2 separate regions of the Homo sapiens genome follow, and region 2 is linked to region 1. Evidence: chromatin loops called from intact Hi-C (ENCODE). Cell type or tissue: dorsolateral prefrontal cortex. All regions are shown on one strand. Links, peaks and the distances in the headings refer to the core of each region. The heading gives the core; the rest is flanking DNA. Region 1 holds the start of LOC124902808 (a long non-coding RNA gene). Region 2 overlaps PRMT3 (protein arginine methyltransferase 3).

What was found. A loop is a pair of places that touch in the nucleus more often than their neighbours do. Peaks named below come from ENCODE experiments on the same cell type or tissue, not always from the same donor. Only the 100,000 strongest peaks of a DNase experiment are listed, where the experiment ranks them.
Region 2: it touches region 1 in a loop (2.4-fold over the local background); 21 of 110 quality-filtered maps call a loop at or near these places.

What each region holds. Positions count from the first base shown.
Region 1 is chr11:20,438,412-20,447,526 of GRCh38, reverse strand. All of the region lies in intron 10 of PRMT3 (protein arginine methyltransferase 3), which reads right to left. It overlaps LOC124902808 (a long non-coding RNA gene), which reads right to left and starts at 5,957. Exons shown (of 2, transcript XR_007062965.1): 1 at 1-5,957. In dorsolateral prefrontal cortex, for the core only: a CTCF peak has its summit at 3,720 (motif pointing right); no DNase peak of the experiment used is centred there.
Region 2 is chr11:20,392,310-20,401,424 of GRCh38, reverse strand. PRMT3 (protein arginine methyltransferase 3) reads right to left here. Exons shown (of 16, transcript NM_005788.4): 5 at 8,426-8,528; 6 at 5,463-5,622; 7 at 3,704-3,848. Among named protein-coding and RNA genes, the nearest start is that of PRMT3, 9.2 kb to the right of the region's middle. In dorsolateral prefrontal cortex, for the core only: CTCF peaks have their summits at 3,792 and 4,001 (motif pointing left); no DNase peak of the experiment used is centred there.

The DNA.
Region 1 (9,115 bases), core at 512-8,511:
TGACCCAAATTAGAGGCTAACTTATTATCAACGCATAGAAACAATCATTCTAAAGCAGGGTTTCTCGATATTGACACTAATGACATTTTGGGCCAGATAAATTTGTAGGGGCTTTCCTGTCCATTGAAGGATGTTTAGCAGCATTCCTGGGCTCTACTCACCGGCACCATTGTCCCCACCCAACCCACAGTCCCAAATTCTAACAATCTAAAATGTTTCCAGAGATTGCCCACAGCTCAAATAATCCCAGGAGTGTGAAACTGTCCCCTCTTCCACCCCATTGAAAACCACTGTTCTAGAGGTATCCAAAATGCAAATAAATAAGCATTCTTTCCTAATCTACTGTGTTCTCTGCTTAAAAAAAAAGCACCAAACTTAAGGTCTTACAGAATGCAATGCAATCTCTATTTATTTCACTGTTATAATAGCCTTAGATATTAAACACTTTTACTGCAAAGTTTTTTCAATGATTCCCCAGTCTATCACTTGACCCTTCCATCTTAAAATGTGCTAATGCTAACCACCTAATTTATCATAAATGTGATAATGAAATTACATGAGAGTTTTCAAAGTAATTATATAAAATCCTTTTGGGTAAGATACTTTCCTTACAGCTCCACAGTGACTGATAAAGATTATATTACACTGTTAGGCACTTGGCAAAATACAGGCGGCTGATGATATCACTCAACAGGGATACCTTTACCCTTTGCACTTATTTGCCATAGAATGGGTAGGAAAATGTTGTGTTGGCATCTGTATATATACACATAGACATCTTTGTACAATGTTTAATGTATTTGGCCAAGATAAATTTCTTAAAGTAGAATTCTTGGATTAAAGGATAGGCACATTCAAAATTTTGATATGTATCATCAAACTGCCCACAGAAAGACTATGACAATTTGTATTCCCACAACTGTATGAGTGGAGTAAAGACCTAAATGTAAAAGGGAAAGGTATAGAGCTTATGGAGAATATTTTCATGTTCCTGTGGGAAAAAAGTCTGACCATAAAGACCAATACATTTGACTATGTTAAAACCCAGAACCTCTGCTCATAAAAACAATGAAGTCACAGAGTCTGAAAAGATATTGGCCAGCCACACACATATACACGTTTGTATATTTTCCATCACCAATGAAGAATACTAATTGTTAAAAAAAAAAAAGAGTATGCAACCCAAAAGAAAAATGGGCAAAATAATTATATACAATTACTTCATAAGACAAAAAATATATTACTTCATTAGTAATTCAAACACAATGGGAAACTACTACATGACTACGAGATTAGCAGTCACACAATACCCAGGGTTGAGAAGTCTATGGAGGTATGAAATAAAATTTTACTGCAGTACTTTGGAAAAGTACAGTACTTTGGAATTAACATGTAAGAGCAGCACACCCTGTGCTCTAGCAACTCTACTCCTAATTGTATACCCAGACATGAGTGCTGAAGTGTAAGAGCACACACGTACAAGCACACTACAGCACTATTATTTGCGTAATAAACTGGAAATGATCCAGTGCCCACCAACAGTAAAATTTAAAAAACCTTTTCCTATGATGTGTTTTCTTGTGGTACATTCATACAACGACATCTATAGAAAATAAATTATCCTTATAGGCAATATAAATGAATGTTATGAACATGACTGAGTGAAGAAAGCAAAAACACATTTTAAAAAGAAAAAGGTATGTTTTGCTCCATTCATATAAATTTCAAAAACAGGTAAATATAAACTACACTGTTTAGGGATGTAAGTATAAGTGGTAACAGCAAAAAGAAAGGCAAGGAAATGATTATCATAAAGGTCAGGAGAGTGGTTACCTCTGGGGTACGGAGTTCTAACTGAGAAATGATATTTGGATGTCTTCTTTCTATATTTTCACCTGGCTGATGATCACACAGGTGTTCATTATATAACTATTCGTTATTACTGTACCTGTAAGTTTATGCAATTTTCTGTGTATGGTACATTTCACAACTAAAAAGGTTATACAAAGATTTATATAACTAGCATATATAATATACAATAACGTGGGTGAAAGCAAAAAGAACACATTCATATCTGCTTATAAATGGTTATAGCATGTGTGGAACAGTACACAATTAGACAAAATGATTGCCTCTGTGTATGGAATATAATAGTAGGGGTATAGGAAGGGAAGGAGACTAACTCTTCAATATAAACTCTTTCATATCTTGCAAATTTTACATCATTGTTATACACTATTTGCACATAAAATTTTAAAAAAGAAAACAAAAAGGCAAATAATCACAAGCTAAAAAGACAATAGTTTTTCATACTACATTTTGCAAAGAAAAAGTGAAACTGATTTTTTTTAAAAAATTAAGATTATAGGAAGAGATTGTAAGAGAGGTTTAGAAAAGGAAAAGTCAAGAAAGTGCTATATAGAAGAAATCCACTTTTAACCTATGTTTTTATATTTAAAGAAAAAGGGTGGGAAAACCCATAACATTTAAACATTAACCATAAGAAAATTACAATTATTAAAAACATTATCAGGGACAAAGAACAATACTTCATAATGATAAAGAAGCCAAACTATCAATGACACATAATAACCTAATGTGTATGCACCTAATAACCATATAAAAATACCTGAAGCAAAACCTGACAGAACTGAAAAGAGAAAGAGACAACCCTGAACTATAGGTAGAAATTTCATTCTTCTTCTTTCAGTAATTAACAGAATTAATAGACAAAATAAATAAGGATTTAAAAGACCTGAACAACTTGACTCAAATGGTAATTACGTAACACTCCAACAATAACAGAGTAGGTACTTCATTCTAAATCAATGTGGAACATTCAATGAGAGAGACCACATGCTGGGCCATAAAGCAAGTCTGAACAAATTTAAAGGAATGATAGCATATAGAGCATGTTCTCTTATCACAACCAAATTAAATTAGAAATTAATAACAGAAAGACATTTTTAAAATTTCTTAACACTTAGAAATTAAACATGCTTCTAAATAATCCATGGACCAAAGCAGAAATCACAAGGGTGTATTTTGAATTGAATAAATTTGTGGGATGCAGCTATAACAGTCATTAGAGGGAAACTTATTGACGAAAAAAGCAAGGTACAGAACAATATGTAGAATATGCATACCTTACACTGAACATGAGGTTCACTGCTTTATCCCGCCTAGAAGAGTGCCAGGTACATAGTAGCCACACTATTTGTTAAATGAATGAGTATGCCAAGAAATATACATACATGTTTATAATAGAGTGTAATATTTTAAGACAGATATACTAGAAACTGGTAACATTTTTTTGGGGACCAGGGGTGGGTCCTGAGTAATAGGGTTAAAGACAAAAAAGGATAAAATTTATAATATCTGTATATCACATAGTCAAAAAATGACAATAGAATTTTACATGTATTAATCACAAATATCTGTCAGAGAAGCTCCTAATTTACCTATTATTTAACTTGATCACCAACTTCCACGCAAGAAGAAGAATCATGGTAATAACGGCTACTTATTAGGTCCCTATTATATGCGTGCTACTGTTCTGCAAGACTACTTTCTTCCACTTCTCTCACCTTCCAACATACAGTTCCCAACTTTTTAGTATTGTGGACTTCTGGAGAACATAACTTAGCACAAGAAATAATTTCCTCTGCATATTCTAAAGTTTAAAAAACTTGTATTAGCTTTTTCTCCCACTGGATGGCACTCTCACTTAATCAACAAAAGACTGACAGTCAAATTGGCCCTATTCCTCAGACTGCAGAAAACCGCCCAATAAGCAAGTCTATCAAAGGAAAAAGTGAATCTCTAAAAATCTTTCCCAAGGCACGTGTGGGTCTTATTCCAGACCCACAAAAACAGTTTCTAAAACAATATTCCCAATCCCCCATGGTGGGTGAAAAAAATTCATTAATGGTAACTGGATATTCCACTCTCAACGAATATCTATTACAATTATTAAAAACATTATCAGGGACAAAGAACAATACTTCATAATTGTGCATAACATTAGGTTATTATGTGTCATTGATAGTTTGGCTTCTTGTAATTCTCCATGTAGTCAACGAACATGGAGGAAATAGGAGACAAAGCCCAAAGTTCAACCAAAGTGAGAACTCTAAGAAGAAACTGCCCTAAATAACAGAGCTGGGACAAACAAATATATCTACAGAGCAAATGTGAATTTACAGTCTCATCTGCTGTCACCCATTTCCCCAATTCAGTTTAGAACCTTGGTGTTGAGCAGTCAAACACATACTTCCTCCCTAACTCCACCCCGTCTCCAATATGCATAAGACAGGCCCCAAACATACAACCCTGATTTACAATGCCTGGGTGGCAGGAAAAACCTAAAGTCAATAATTTAAAAATGACCCTTCAACACACTCTTTGGTAAGACTGAGGAAAAATGGGTATTCTCATTCCATTGTTGGTAAGAAAGTCAAATGGTACACAGCATTGAGGAGAATTTGGCAACAACTAGTAACGTTGCCCTCTCCTTCCCTTTCTCCATCCCTCCAGAACTGGCCTCAAGCAATCTTCCTGCCTTGGCCTCCCAAAGTGCTGGGATTACAGGTATAAGCCATCATGCCCAGCCCTCATTAACCCTTTGATATATCAATCTCACCTCTAGCAATATAAAATGACATTACACATATACAAGAATATTCAATACAATATTATTTGTAATAGCAAAAGAATGGGTAAAATTCAAATGAGCATTAATTACGTAGAATGTAATTGTCTATACAATTTATTCTACACAAGAATAAAAACCTTATATTTGAAATATACATGAATATTAGTCCAGGTCATGGGGGTGTGCAGAATTAATCAAATACCTGTCTAGGAAAGTTGGTGTGCATGTGTGCACAGCCATAAAAAGGAATGAGAAATATCTCTATAGAATAATGAAGTGATTTCTGAGAAAGAATTTTAATTGAATAAAAGCAAAGTATAGAACAATATCTAGAATATGCTAACTTTTGCATAAGGGTGAATATATACATATCTAATATTTTCAAAATAACCCCAAAAATAAAAAGAAAATGGTCATCTATCCACAAAGGAAGATAACAGAAGAAGAAACAGAATGTCCTGTTATCTTAAAATGTACATAAAAATTACTAAAAAATTAGTAATTTTTTGCATAACTAAAACACAAAATTAAACTAAACAAGGGAAAAAGAAGCAATCCTCCCCAAAATTGAAAAAAAGAAAACACTGAAATCTGGTTGTATGTCAAGTTGGTAACAGAATAGGTGAAAATAGTGACTACAAGTGACTTTAAAAAAAAAAACAATATTTTGACTGTACATTTCTTATGAGATACATTCTATAAGAAAATATAAACAAAATTTAAGCTGCATTTAGAAGTCTTATTGTATAGTAGTAAAGTTGGTATTTAAGTTCTGAAACTAGCCGGGCACAGTGGCCCACGCCTGTAATCCCAGCCCTTTGGGAGGCTGAGGCAGGCAGATCACCTGAGGTCAGGAGTTCAAGACCAGCCCCGCCAACATGGCGAAACCCCGTCTCTACTAAAAATACAAAAATTAGCCGGGCGTGGTGGCAGGCACTTGTAATCTCAGCTACTAGGGAGGCTGAGGCAGGAGAATCACTGGAACCTGGGGGGCAGAGGTTACAGTGAGACGAGATCACGCCATTTCACTCTAGCCTGAGTAAAAAAAGCAAAACTCCATCTCAAAAAAAAAAAAAAAAAAAAACCTGAAACTATTGTAGGTAGGTTATATGATAAAGCAATTATCATCTTAGGAACCAAGGTTTTCTGCACAGACGTAAAGAGACGCAAGTATAAAATCAAAGACTTCAAGTAAAAATTCCATAATCTTACACGGAAAATATGAGTGTAGATTTGTGACTTTTTATATTTAAAAAGTTAATTACAGGCTGGGCGCGGTGGCTCAAGCCTGTAATCCCAGCACTTTGGGAGGCCGAGGCTGGTGGATCACGAGGTCAGGAGATCGAGACCATCCTGGCTAACATGGTGAAACCCCGTCTCTACTAAAAATACAAAAAAAATTAGCTGGGCATGGTGGCGGGTGCCTATAGTCCCAGCTACTCAGGAAGCTGAGGCAGGAGAATGGCGTGAACCCGGGAGGCGGAGCTTGCAGTGAGCCGAGATTGCGCCACTGCACTCCAGCCTGGGCGAAAGAGCGAGACTCCATCTCAAAATATATAAATAAATAAATAAATAAATAAATAAATAAATAAATAAATAAATAAATAAAAAGTTAGTAACATCTGGTCTGTAGGAACATAGATGATGATCTCTACATATCATTTTCCAATGAAAGACCAGGATTCTTTGATTCCAAGTTTAGGCAGTATAAAACGACCATAAAATATCTTCTAGTACCAGAAAGTAAAATCTGAATCATAAACATACTTATTTGATATTTTCTGTGTATTATTACAATATATCAACCTGTAATTCAGATGTTATATTGAGGACTACTAGGGTTTGTTAAAGGAACACAAGAGACAAGAAAAAAAAAGGGAGAGGTGAAACTACAGATTAAGAAATTTTAGACTTGATACCAAAGGCATGATCTATAAAAATAATTGATAAATTAGACTTTATCAATATTAAAAACTTTTGCTCTATGAAAGACTCTGTTAAAAGGACGAAAGGACCTGCCACAGAGTGGGAGAAAATATTTGCAAACCACATATCCAATAAAGGATTAGTAAAAAGAACTGCCAAACACAACAGTAACCAGTGCTTGGGACACAGTAAGTACTCAGTGGATGCTTCAATATAATTTCAAATTTTTTCTTTGTAAAATTCAAGAAAAATTAATATTACTATTTTAATATATAGTAGAATACTAACCATTTTGATAAAAGCATATCAATTTATTCATCATCATTGTACATAAAAGACATCCAGAACAACTGTTTTTGCTTTTCATGCTCTTAAATGTGTCTTTTTATGACAGAATTTCTTAATTTTGATGTAGTCCAGTCCAATTTATTTTCTCTTTTTTTTTTTTTTTTTTTTTGTATTTTTAGTAGAGATGGGGTTTCACCGTGTTAGCCAGGATGGTCTCAATCTCCTGACCTCGTGATTCGCCCGCCTTGGCCTCCCAAAGTGCTGGGATTACAGGCGTGAGCCACCACACCCGGCCTCTTTTTAAGAGTCAGCATCTCGCTCTGTTGCCCAGGCTGGAGGGCAGTGGTGCAATCATAGCTCATGCAGTCTTGAACTTCTGGGCTTAAGCCATCCTCCTGCCTCAGCCAATCAAACTGCTGGGATTACAAGAGTGAGCCACTATCTTTTCTCTTAACATTAGTATTTTGGGGGTTTTGACTAAGAAATTTTCTCTATCCAGTCATAAATATATCCCCTTTTATTATCTTCTAAAGCTCTTTTTCCATTTAGAACTTTACTCCACTTGGAACTGATTTCTTCATTTTCTATGAAGTAGAAATCTTACTTCTTTTTATTTTCCCCAGTAAGGACATTCAGTTGTTTCAGCATCATCCTTTCCTCACTACTCTGTAGTACCACCTTTACCACAAATCAAGTGACCTTATGAGTATGGGTTACACAGGTCTGTTTGTCAGTCTTTGCACAAGTAAAACACTGTTTTAATTGCTGTAGTATACTTTATAGCTTGATATCTAGTACACAAAGTCCTCCCACCTTATTCTCATAAGAGTATACAGGCTGCTTTTGGGCTTCTTTTTCATTTACCTAAAAAGCTGCTTTTTCAAACTCCACATAAACATGGTTGAGATTTTTGCTGGATTACATTAAATCTACAGATTAATATGAAGAGAATTGACATCTTTACAATGTCTTCCAAACTTCAAACATGGTAATATTATCTCCACTTACTTACAGTATTTCATCAGTTCTAAAATGGACACCTCCCCCAATACTACAATGTCTGAAACTGCAATGTACATTAAAATTGGTGGCTTTGGAGAGTGATATCAGCAAGGGCTGACTAGAAGCCACTAGCACTTGCCCCTTTCACAAAGACAGCAAGAACAATGAAATATACAACTATGTTAATGAAAATAACCCAGGGAGAGCTCTGGAGACATCAGTGGAGTAACAGAAACGCTGGTGAGCACAAAAACTCAGGATGGCCACATTGAGAATGAAAGGGAACACCAGTCTCCTACCACCCCAAATCCCAGCCAGGATCAAGTGGGAATCAGGAGAACTTCTCCCTATGGCAAGGAGGTAAGCAAGAGGATCCCAGCAACCTCCATCAACACATTGGACATCTACAGACCTCACCACTGGGGTCACCTGCAGTCCTGACAAGCAATATGCCAGCTGAAGGAGCTGCCTGGGGTCCAAATAGCTGTGCTCTCCCAAGGGAAAATGACACTCTGTCCTGCCCCCAGTGCCTGTGTGGCTACTGCCATCTTGGAATTGAAACTATGGCTGAAGTGTACCTTGCTTCAGGGGTGAGTAGCCATGGCTCCCCTTCATCTCTAAGGCTAAGCTGCTGAACCACCCCAGTCTGGTGGTCCAACTTCCCCAGGCAGAGTTGTGAGCAGCTGTTACACCCTTACACGTAGGGTCAAAGCAGAGGTGGAGGCACTCCACCTACCCCTCTCCCACCCCCTCAAGCTGGAGCTGCAGCAGTATGCTGCCTCCTGGGAAAAGAGTACTGGGGCCACTCAGAGCAGTAACACCCCTCTGCCATCAGGGTTGAAGCAGTGCCCTGCATCCCAGGAAATGGTGCCTTGGCTGCCCAGAGAAACCACGACCCCATTTGGTAAGCTGAAGTAGCACCCAGTATCATGAGAAATGGAACCTGGGCTGCCCAGAACAGTAATGCCCCACAGGTCTATGGTGAAGTGGATTATCACCCTCTGGGAAATCAGTGACCTGGCTAAGCTAAGCATCTGTGCATCCCAGGGCTGAGCTGATGCAGTATGCTGCATCCCAGGGAAACAAGAGCAGTGGCTGAGCTGAGACACCCCACCCTACACAATGACTCTAGTACCCTGCTTGCCTGAAGCTAGACTAACCCCCACGAGTCCGAGTTGCAGAGACACCCCTTTCCTTGGGAAGTAGAGTCATCACTGTGCCTTTAGGCCACCTGCCACCCTTAGG
Region 2 (9,115 bases), core at 326-8,325, 46 kb after region 1:
TATTAAATCTTCTCCTGAAGAATTACTAAGATGAATAAATGTATATATATTAACTAATTATCTAATTTTAAAACTTTTTTTCAAAGCATACCGTTTCATACACTTTTACAAATTTTACACTCTTCTGATACTATAACCAGTGATTTTTGCAGAAACGACAAAACTTACACAGAGTGAACATCAGTCAGGAATGCAGTCACTCAGAAAGCTCCCACTAATCATACTGCCTGACCACTACTTCCCCTTAATCAAAAGAATTCCAACTGCTATCCTAATGCCATGCACTGCTGCTCAACTAAACTACAATCTTTCATTCTGGCTCTTACAATATATAAATCTGTTTTTGTTTGTATGCTCATGCTGGTGTAATGAAATCCAAAGTATACAAAACATAGTGTCTTGTATATAGCAGAGCTTCAATTCAGTCACTTAATTTTTGGAAAAAAAAAAAATCCAATAAATACGAAAACGCAAGCAAATAAAAGAGTAGCCTTTATAACCATTTCTAAAAATTTATTCTAACAAAGGCTAACACGTCAATACAAATCAACAATAAACAGAAATTTAAAAATTTTTTTTATATCAACCTTGAAACTAAGAAAAATAAAATAACAAAATTACTGCTCCAATACTTAGGAGCAAGATAATATTTTAAGACTAGTAAAGTATCAAGAAATTATTCCTACAAATATAAAAAAAAGAATGAAGGTAAAGAAAAAAGTTATATACTACAAATTTTACATACACAAGCAACAGTATGTTTTTAATTTACAAGCTCATAAAGGTGGACCAAGTGCATGAGACAGGTGCAGATACAATAAAGAGAATGCAGCAAAGAAAAATTACTGAAATTTCACTTTACTAAATGGTACTATGATCTGTGATAAATGTACAACAGAATGAATAATGTTTATCTTAAAACAAAGAAGACCGATGCATTTCGGATTTATAGTGTTAGCCAATGATGACTCTTCTTCAAAAAGATAAAGTGGCAAGGAATTCTGAAAGTTCATGTAATCTATCCCTCTATCAATCATATCTCTGGAATTCAAAAAAGGTATCTTCATCTTATCTAAAGAAATAAGATCACAAGCTACTTTTATTTAAAATTATAATTAAAACATGTACCAAAAATAGTGTCATGGAAAGACATGAAGCCAAGCAACAAAAAATCCAAATTATACTCTATAAAAACAAGGCCAATGCCAAGCATAAAAATATGTCCTGTAAATATGATTTCTCAATTTTAAATGATTTATAAAAATTAGGTAAGATTCTAGTGGTAATATACCTTGAACAGTTTATGTGTGCTAAGAATCGTTCTAAGAAACAAGAAATAAAGCTGTGATATAAGGCATGCTTCACATTCATCCAAGGCACGTAACTTGGCAAAATGCAAATGAATAAACAGTTCTTTTTGAATCAACTATCCATATGTCCTATAGACATTTAATCAAATCATTTCCAAGGGGAGGAAATTACACTGCACAAGAACTAAAGGAAGCTAAGGCACAAAGAATGATATTTAAGTGATTCTCTCAAAGGGAGAAGGTGGCACTGGAAACTTCAAGTTGGAACTTCTTAAATCTATATGTACATTGAAAGGAGTTAAACGTACCAGAGCAGGTGTGAAGTCTTATGGTTACTGACATACAAGTGTCCAGGATAAAGATTTGTAAATGGTAAGTACTCAAACTGAATTTCCCTGATGATTGTACTCACAACACTCAACACTCTACTGAAAGTTTCGGTGACCTTTAATCTGTCTGAAAAGCCCAACACAATTTCCATACCAAAGGAATGAAAGGTTTATGGTATTTAAGCTGATGGGGTGATTTAATATGACAAACATGGCCCTAGATAAACCTCTTTAAAGAAAATACTCTAAACATAAAAAAATTAATTTTAATAAAGAAAATGAAGCAAGTCAATTTCTTTTCAACAAATTCACTGAGACTTAAAATAACGTATTACTTATAATAACATATCTATTATTTATAATGTTATGCCATTACCTACGTGACAACAAAAAGCACAACCATGACATGCAATTAGTAATGACATGACAATGTTTTAAAAGACCCCATATAAGTACAATTATCAATTACCAAACTTCTATTCTGTGATCCAGCAAAACTGAATCAACAAAATATATACATGTTATCAAATATCCCTGGTTAGCTTAAATGCCTATGCTTCAGGGAAACCATAAAATAAAACAATCTCTGAAAGAAGGATTTAGAAAGGGATATTTTGTTTGTTGGTTTTAAGAACAGGTAATGGTGGCATCTAAAATTCAGAGATAAACATCTAAAACTTTCAATTTTACGTTCCAACATTTATTTTACTCTATGTAGATATTCTCAATTTCACTGAACTAAAAATTACATCTTCCTATTTTACAATCTATAATACTTAATAAAATGTATAATTATCAAGTATAGCTAGAAATCAACTTCTATTTTATATGGATATTACCGTTATAAAAATTAAAACCAGCCAGATTTAAATACAGTCACATGTTGCTTAATGCTAGGGATACTTCTGAGAAATGTGTTGTTGTGTGAACATCATAGAGAATACTTCACAAATGGAGATGGTATATAGCCTACTACACACCTAGGCTCTGTAAGATAGCCTATTACTCCTAGGCTACAAACCTGTACAGCATGTCACTGTACTGAATACTGTAGGCAACTGTAACACAGTGGTATTTGTGTATCTAAGCATATCTAAAGATAGAAAAGGTACAGTAAAAATATGGCATTACGGTGAAACCCCGTCTCTACTAAAAAATACAAAAAATTAGCCAGGCGCCGTGGCGGGCACCTGTAGTCCCAGCTACTCGGTAGGCTGAGGCAAGAGAATGGCGTGAACCTGAGAGGCGGAGCTTGCAGTGAGCCGAGATCGCACCACTGCACTCCAGCCTGGGTGACAGAGCGAGACTCCATCTCAACAACAACAAAAAAAAATATGGCATTATAGTCTCATGGAAGCACCATCACACCAGTCTGACTGACCAAAACACTAGCATGCAGTGCACAACTGTACCTAATTTGACCAATTCAGGAAATACTCCTATATGTCAATTATTTCAAATGTAAAAAACTTACACCATAAAAATTGTGAGATTTATAATTAAACTTTATATCAAAGAATTATTATTGGCCCAAACAAAAGTCAGTATGGCTATTTAAAACACTGAAATTAATCATTTCCTTTACACGTTAAAAGGTAATATATAATTTAATCCATCTAATTGTTCCTATTTAATAGCTGCCCTTGAGAAGACTAAAATTGTCGTTTTTCCAATATTTTAAGGAAAAAGTGATTTCATAAAAAGATTAATGATTTTAAATGGAATGTACAAATGACTGATGCCTCTGTAATCTTTTTTTTTTTTTTTTTTTTTAAATAGAGACAGGGTCTCACTGTATTGCCCAGGCTGGTGTCAAACTCCTGGGCTCAAGCAATCCTCCTGCCTCGGGCTCCCAAAGTGCTGGTATTACAGGCATGTGCCACCGTGCCCAGTCTTGTAATATTTTCAACCCAAGATGAGATACCAAGCACCAAAGAGGTGTTTAAAAAGCAGTTCTCCCCACCCAAAAAAAAGAGGTCTCCTATAGTGCACACATATATTAAGAAAGAACCTGTTCTATTTTTCCTTTAGTATGGATTTGACGCATTTGTGTTCTTTTCTAACCTTTAGCATTTCTTCATGTATCCCATAATGCCCGTATGAGCTGAAATAAACACCATCCTCATCCTCCTGGAGGTCCGCAATGACACTAGTAGATGACGAGCAGGTTCTGACATCTGTGTGCATCACAAAATCCTGAGCAAATTGTCTGTAATCAATTTGAAATACACCCTTGAGACAGGTTTATTGGACCATGAATAAAGGAAAGGCTAGAGGTTGAGGAAGAGGAAAGGGGAGGGAGTACAGTGTGATGAGTCTTCTAAATCACATTCTATCTTGAACAACTGAAAGCTCCCCCTGCTGGATCTGAAGCAATGGCAATATTCAGAAACAATTATACATACTCCTTCTACAAACCACAAAAGCAATGCCAACCGCAGATTGTAGCTCCTTATGTCTTTCAACTGAACAAATAAGCATATTACTTTTATAATCCTCTATTATTTCTATTGTTTTAAAATCCTTTTTTAGCAAATGAATCAATGTCGTTTATTTCAGCTCTATTAATATTCTTTAAAACCATATTATTTCTTGGGAGTATTATGTAAGCAGAAAGTAGACCCAAATAGATAATTATTTACATACACCAGCACCGCCCACTCCAGCTCTAAAACTTAGATCCCTCTCAGATCATGACATATTAGGAATCCATAAGGTATATAAAAGGGAGAAGTTCAAAGGGGCAAAAGGTAGAGCTGGTGTTGGTTACTTGGTTACCTAGCATAAAAATTCTGAAACAGGGAAGAGGAACTACAATTGGCTCTACTATCTTTCCTGCTGGACATTCATTCTGGCAAACCATCAGATGGGTACTCAGGCAACAGCAAACAGCTTACAAATCCAACAGGAAGGCCTGTGAGGTATACTTGTCAGAAATGCAGAATCTCAGGCCCTATTCTCAATCTTCTGAATCAGAATTTATATTTTAACACGATCCCAGTTGATTCCTATGCACATTAAACTTTGAAAAGTACTACACCAGTAGAATGCTAATTTATTCACTGGAAAAAACTGTCACTGTATATCTGGTTTTCTGGGTTCATACTACACCATAATTACATTCTGATTCCCCCCCACCGACCCCACCCCGACAAAGTCTTGCTCTGTTGCCCAGGCTGGAGTACAGTGGTGCGATCTCAGCTCACTGCAACCTCCCCTTCCCGGATTCAAGCAATTCTCCTGTCTCAGCCTCCCAGGTAGCTGGGATTACAGGCGTGCACCACCACAACCCGGCTAATTTTTGTATTTTTAGTAGAGACAGGGTTTCACCATGTTGGCCAGGCTGGTCTCAAACTCCTGACCTCATGATCCTCCTGCCTCGGCCTCCCAAAGTGCTGAGATTACAGGTGTGAGCCACCGCACCCGGCCTACATTTTGATTCTTTAAAACTAAAAACTTCAACCCTGTATTTTCCCCAAACCTCAAAAAGATTAATCCTTCCACTTTAAAAAACTAGGATAGAAAAAGTAAAATGGAGAAATCAATGCAAACAGGAAAACTGAAAGGAAGGCAATAAAGAACAAAAACATTCATGAGGACAACATTTGTCAGAACATATCAGAATAGGTAAAACTATAAGATTTTATATTAATTAACTATATCCATAGTGTACAAAAATGCTACATATCTTTAACAGTATGAAGATAAAATATCTACATTGTACTTTCCAGTATATGAAATGTTCTACTATATTCTACTTTGCCATTAGGTTGTATTATTCTGGAGATCTAAAACAATTAATTTTGCAAGATTGATAAATTACTTCATTTTTTGCAGATCCTCACGTGCTCTGGCCAATGCGGCTTCAGCAGACAGTGCCCTGGCTTCCATATGTTTCAATTTTTCAACAACAGATGTATTTTCACTGAGTCCATTGGGGTATGAGAAGGGTACTGACACCGGTTCATAAAGATCTTCTACATCTAAAGAAATAAATGGACATTATTATCAGGCCATCTTATAACAATAAAACAAGTATAAATATGTTAGGAATAAATACGCCCTAAGTTTCTACTATGTGGCCAATTGAGAAAGATTAGTGAAAGTACTTTTAATTGAATATTAATCATCTTGGCTTTGCACAGTGGCTCTTGCCTGTAATCCCAGCACTTTGGAAGGCCGAGGCAGGCAGATCACTTGAGGCCAACAGTTCAAGACCAGCCTGGCCAATTTGGTGAAACCTTATCTCTACTAAAAAAAAAAAAATACAAAAAGTTAGCCAGGTCTGGTGATGCGAGCCTTTAGTCCCAGCTACCTGGGAGGCTGAGGCAGAAGAATTGCTTGAACCTCGGAAGCGGAGGTTGCAGTGAGCTGTGATCGCACCACTGTACTCCAACCTGGGCAATACAGTGAGACTCGGTCTTAAAAGTAATAATAATAATAATAAATATTTATCATCTACACTATTTTAATTTGAATTCAAAGAGCATGCTGTTAGTCTAAGTTTTTCATTAGTTGGCTAAACTGAACATATATTTAAATATTAATTATTAATTATACTCAACCAAATCCAGGAAGAAAGAAAAAAGTAGAAAGAAAAAAACCTAATATTTATTGATCAGCAGGTATCTTTCCAGTACATCATTACATCTTGTTTTATTCTCAAAACACAGTTAAGATGTATTTATCCCTATTTTAGGCAAGGAAAAAATAAATTTCAGAGAAATTAAGTGACTATCCTAAAGTTATATATCTGTTTATGGAGGAACTAAGATTTAAACCCAAACCTGCCTTCCCAGCCCACGTTCTTCCCATTACACAAAGCCACCTCCTAGCCCATGTCCTTATTGTAGCAGGTATTAAATTCAGATATTGCTTAAGGGAAATCCTGCCATATATGAAAATATGAATGAACATGGAGGACATTATGTGAAGCAAAATAAGCCAGACACAAACAGACAAATACTGTGTGATCTCACTCTTGTGTGGAATTAAAAAAAAACTCACAGCAGCAGAGAGTGGAATGGTGGTGGAAATGAGGAGATGTTGGTCAAAGGGTACACACTTTCAGCTACAAGATGAGTAAGTTCTGGGCATCTGTCTATTGTAAAGTGACTATAGTTAAAAATGCTGCACTGTATACTTGAAATTTGCAGACAATAGATCTTAACTGTTCTCACCACAAAAATAAAAAAATGGAATGTGAGGTGATGATGTTAATCAGCTTGGTTATGGTAATCATTTCACAATGTATATGCATATCAAATCATCACATTGTATACCTGAAATGTACACAATTTTCACTTATCAATTATACCTGAATAAAACTGGAGGAAAAAAAAAACATTCCTAAGGACAGCGTGTAAAGAATTCTACACATTCAATAATTTTTCATCCTGGGCAAGGTGGAGTGAAATCTATACACTAAAGTCTTATTGCTGATATTATTAAATATCCTAATTCCTAGTATTTAATTTTAATTTCACTTCTCTACAAAGAGAAGTTAATATATGTAGTTAGTGAATTTCACAAAATCAGTGTCCATTTACTGATCTAACTTTCGGATCAACTTAAGGCAGTGAGCAGTGCAAATATTACATTTTCCCCTCAGGATAGCACTGGAAGAAATGTGACTTCGTAAAAATTCCTATTCATTTTTTAGTTGTGAAGACACGTCCTTGGAATTAGGACAAAATAGCTAAGCCAAACGAATGCATTATACTATAAGAGACTACAGCCTAAGTTGAATTCTTGTTATAAAAGCAGTGCAGGGTGTCACTAACTTCTCATCACTGTGGCAGAATATTGAGTCACTGAGGTTTAAAAACTGCATCATTCACTATCTAATTCACCAAAAATTAATCAGCACAACAAAATATTTCCAAACTATATAAGGCTGGTATACTGTATTTTCTACTTCCTACTACAAACCTCATTTTGTATTTTGATTTCAAAATTCTTCAAACTGTTTGGCCAGTTTCTGTTTTGCTTTCTGCTGCAATAAAAATTAGTCATAATAAAAACTTTTTAATGTTAAGAATATGCAGATAATTATATATTAAAGATTAAACTTAGAGATTTGAAAAAAAGAGGATTCAGTAAATATTAAGATTCCTAACTACAATTTGCTAGAACAGTCTAATTCAAAGGCCTAAACCATATTCAGAAAGATGAACATCTACATCTACCTTCTGTCTCAGGATGTTCAAATCACCTGGATACTTCTTTCGGGCAGAGAAGAATTACTGCAAAGGCTGACCAATTTTTCAGTAAAATATAACAATTATAAATGTGTATAAACCTCACATAAGAGCTCCAAAATACATGAAGCAATTAAAGGCAAAACCAGACAATCTTTTGATCACAGAGTTTTTAGTTTTTTTAGACAGAGTCTTGCTCTGTCACCTGTATACCAGGTTCAAGTGATTCTCCTGCCTCAACCTCCCGAGTAGATGGGACTACAGAAGCCCGCCACCATGCCCGGCTAATTTTTTGTATTTTTAGTAGAGATGGGGTTTCACTGTGTTAGCCATGATGGTCTGGATCTCCTGACCTCGTGATCTGCCCTTTTAGCCTCCCAAAGTGTTGGGATTACAGGCGTGAGCCGCCACACCTGGCCGACTATTAGTTTTTAAGCAACTTAACTTTTCTACTGAAACTAACTACCTGATGAAGCATTTAGATAATTTTAAAAAGCATGTCTTTTCCTAAAACACTCTACCTCCATTTTGCCGTTAACAAACGGCCTTATGTTAATTAAAGGAGATACACTTATGTTCATCTTACCAAATTGAAGTAAAAGGTCATCTTCTAATACTGGCTTCAAATACTCTTCTTTCTCCCAAGGCACTGGGTTGTATATGGAATTCATGTACTCAACTGTAGGATTCTGGATATAAAATTAATCTCATGTTTTTTTCATTACATATAATCACAAAATCCCCTTAGTAAAAACTACAGAAATTAAACAAAAAGGAAATCATGTTTGCATTACACAAAGTCAGTATGTCTCCAAAAAGTCTACGTGCCTGTCATTTCATTAACTTGCTGGACGACTGCTTAACCAGCAGTTTCAACGCAGAGTTTTTTTTACTGTTTGGATTTGGGGAAAGCGTTGTCATGTCATTAAACATTCATTTAAACAGGACAAAAAAAAAAAAAAACAAAGTATCTGAAAAAAAACAGAATAAAAAAGAGCAACCAAAATACTTAAAATCACATTAGAAATTATTTCTGATTTTACAGATCCTGTCCATCAGTATTTCCCTTTATTTGACACTGAATTACTTTTTCACATACACCGATTCATCTCTTAGATGCAGTGAAAACAATATTTGTTAGTTATGGTAGACATTTACATGGTGCTTTCTGCTGTGCTACCTCCTAATGTCCGTGATTCCCCCAATATGATGAGTACCAAATTTAATGCAGTTCCTCATATTCTTTTAAATAATCAGTACACTGACAGTCACTGTA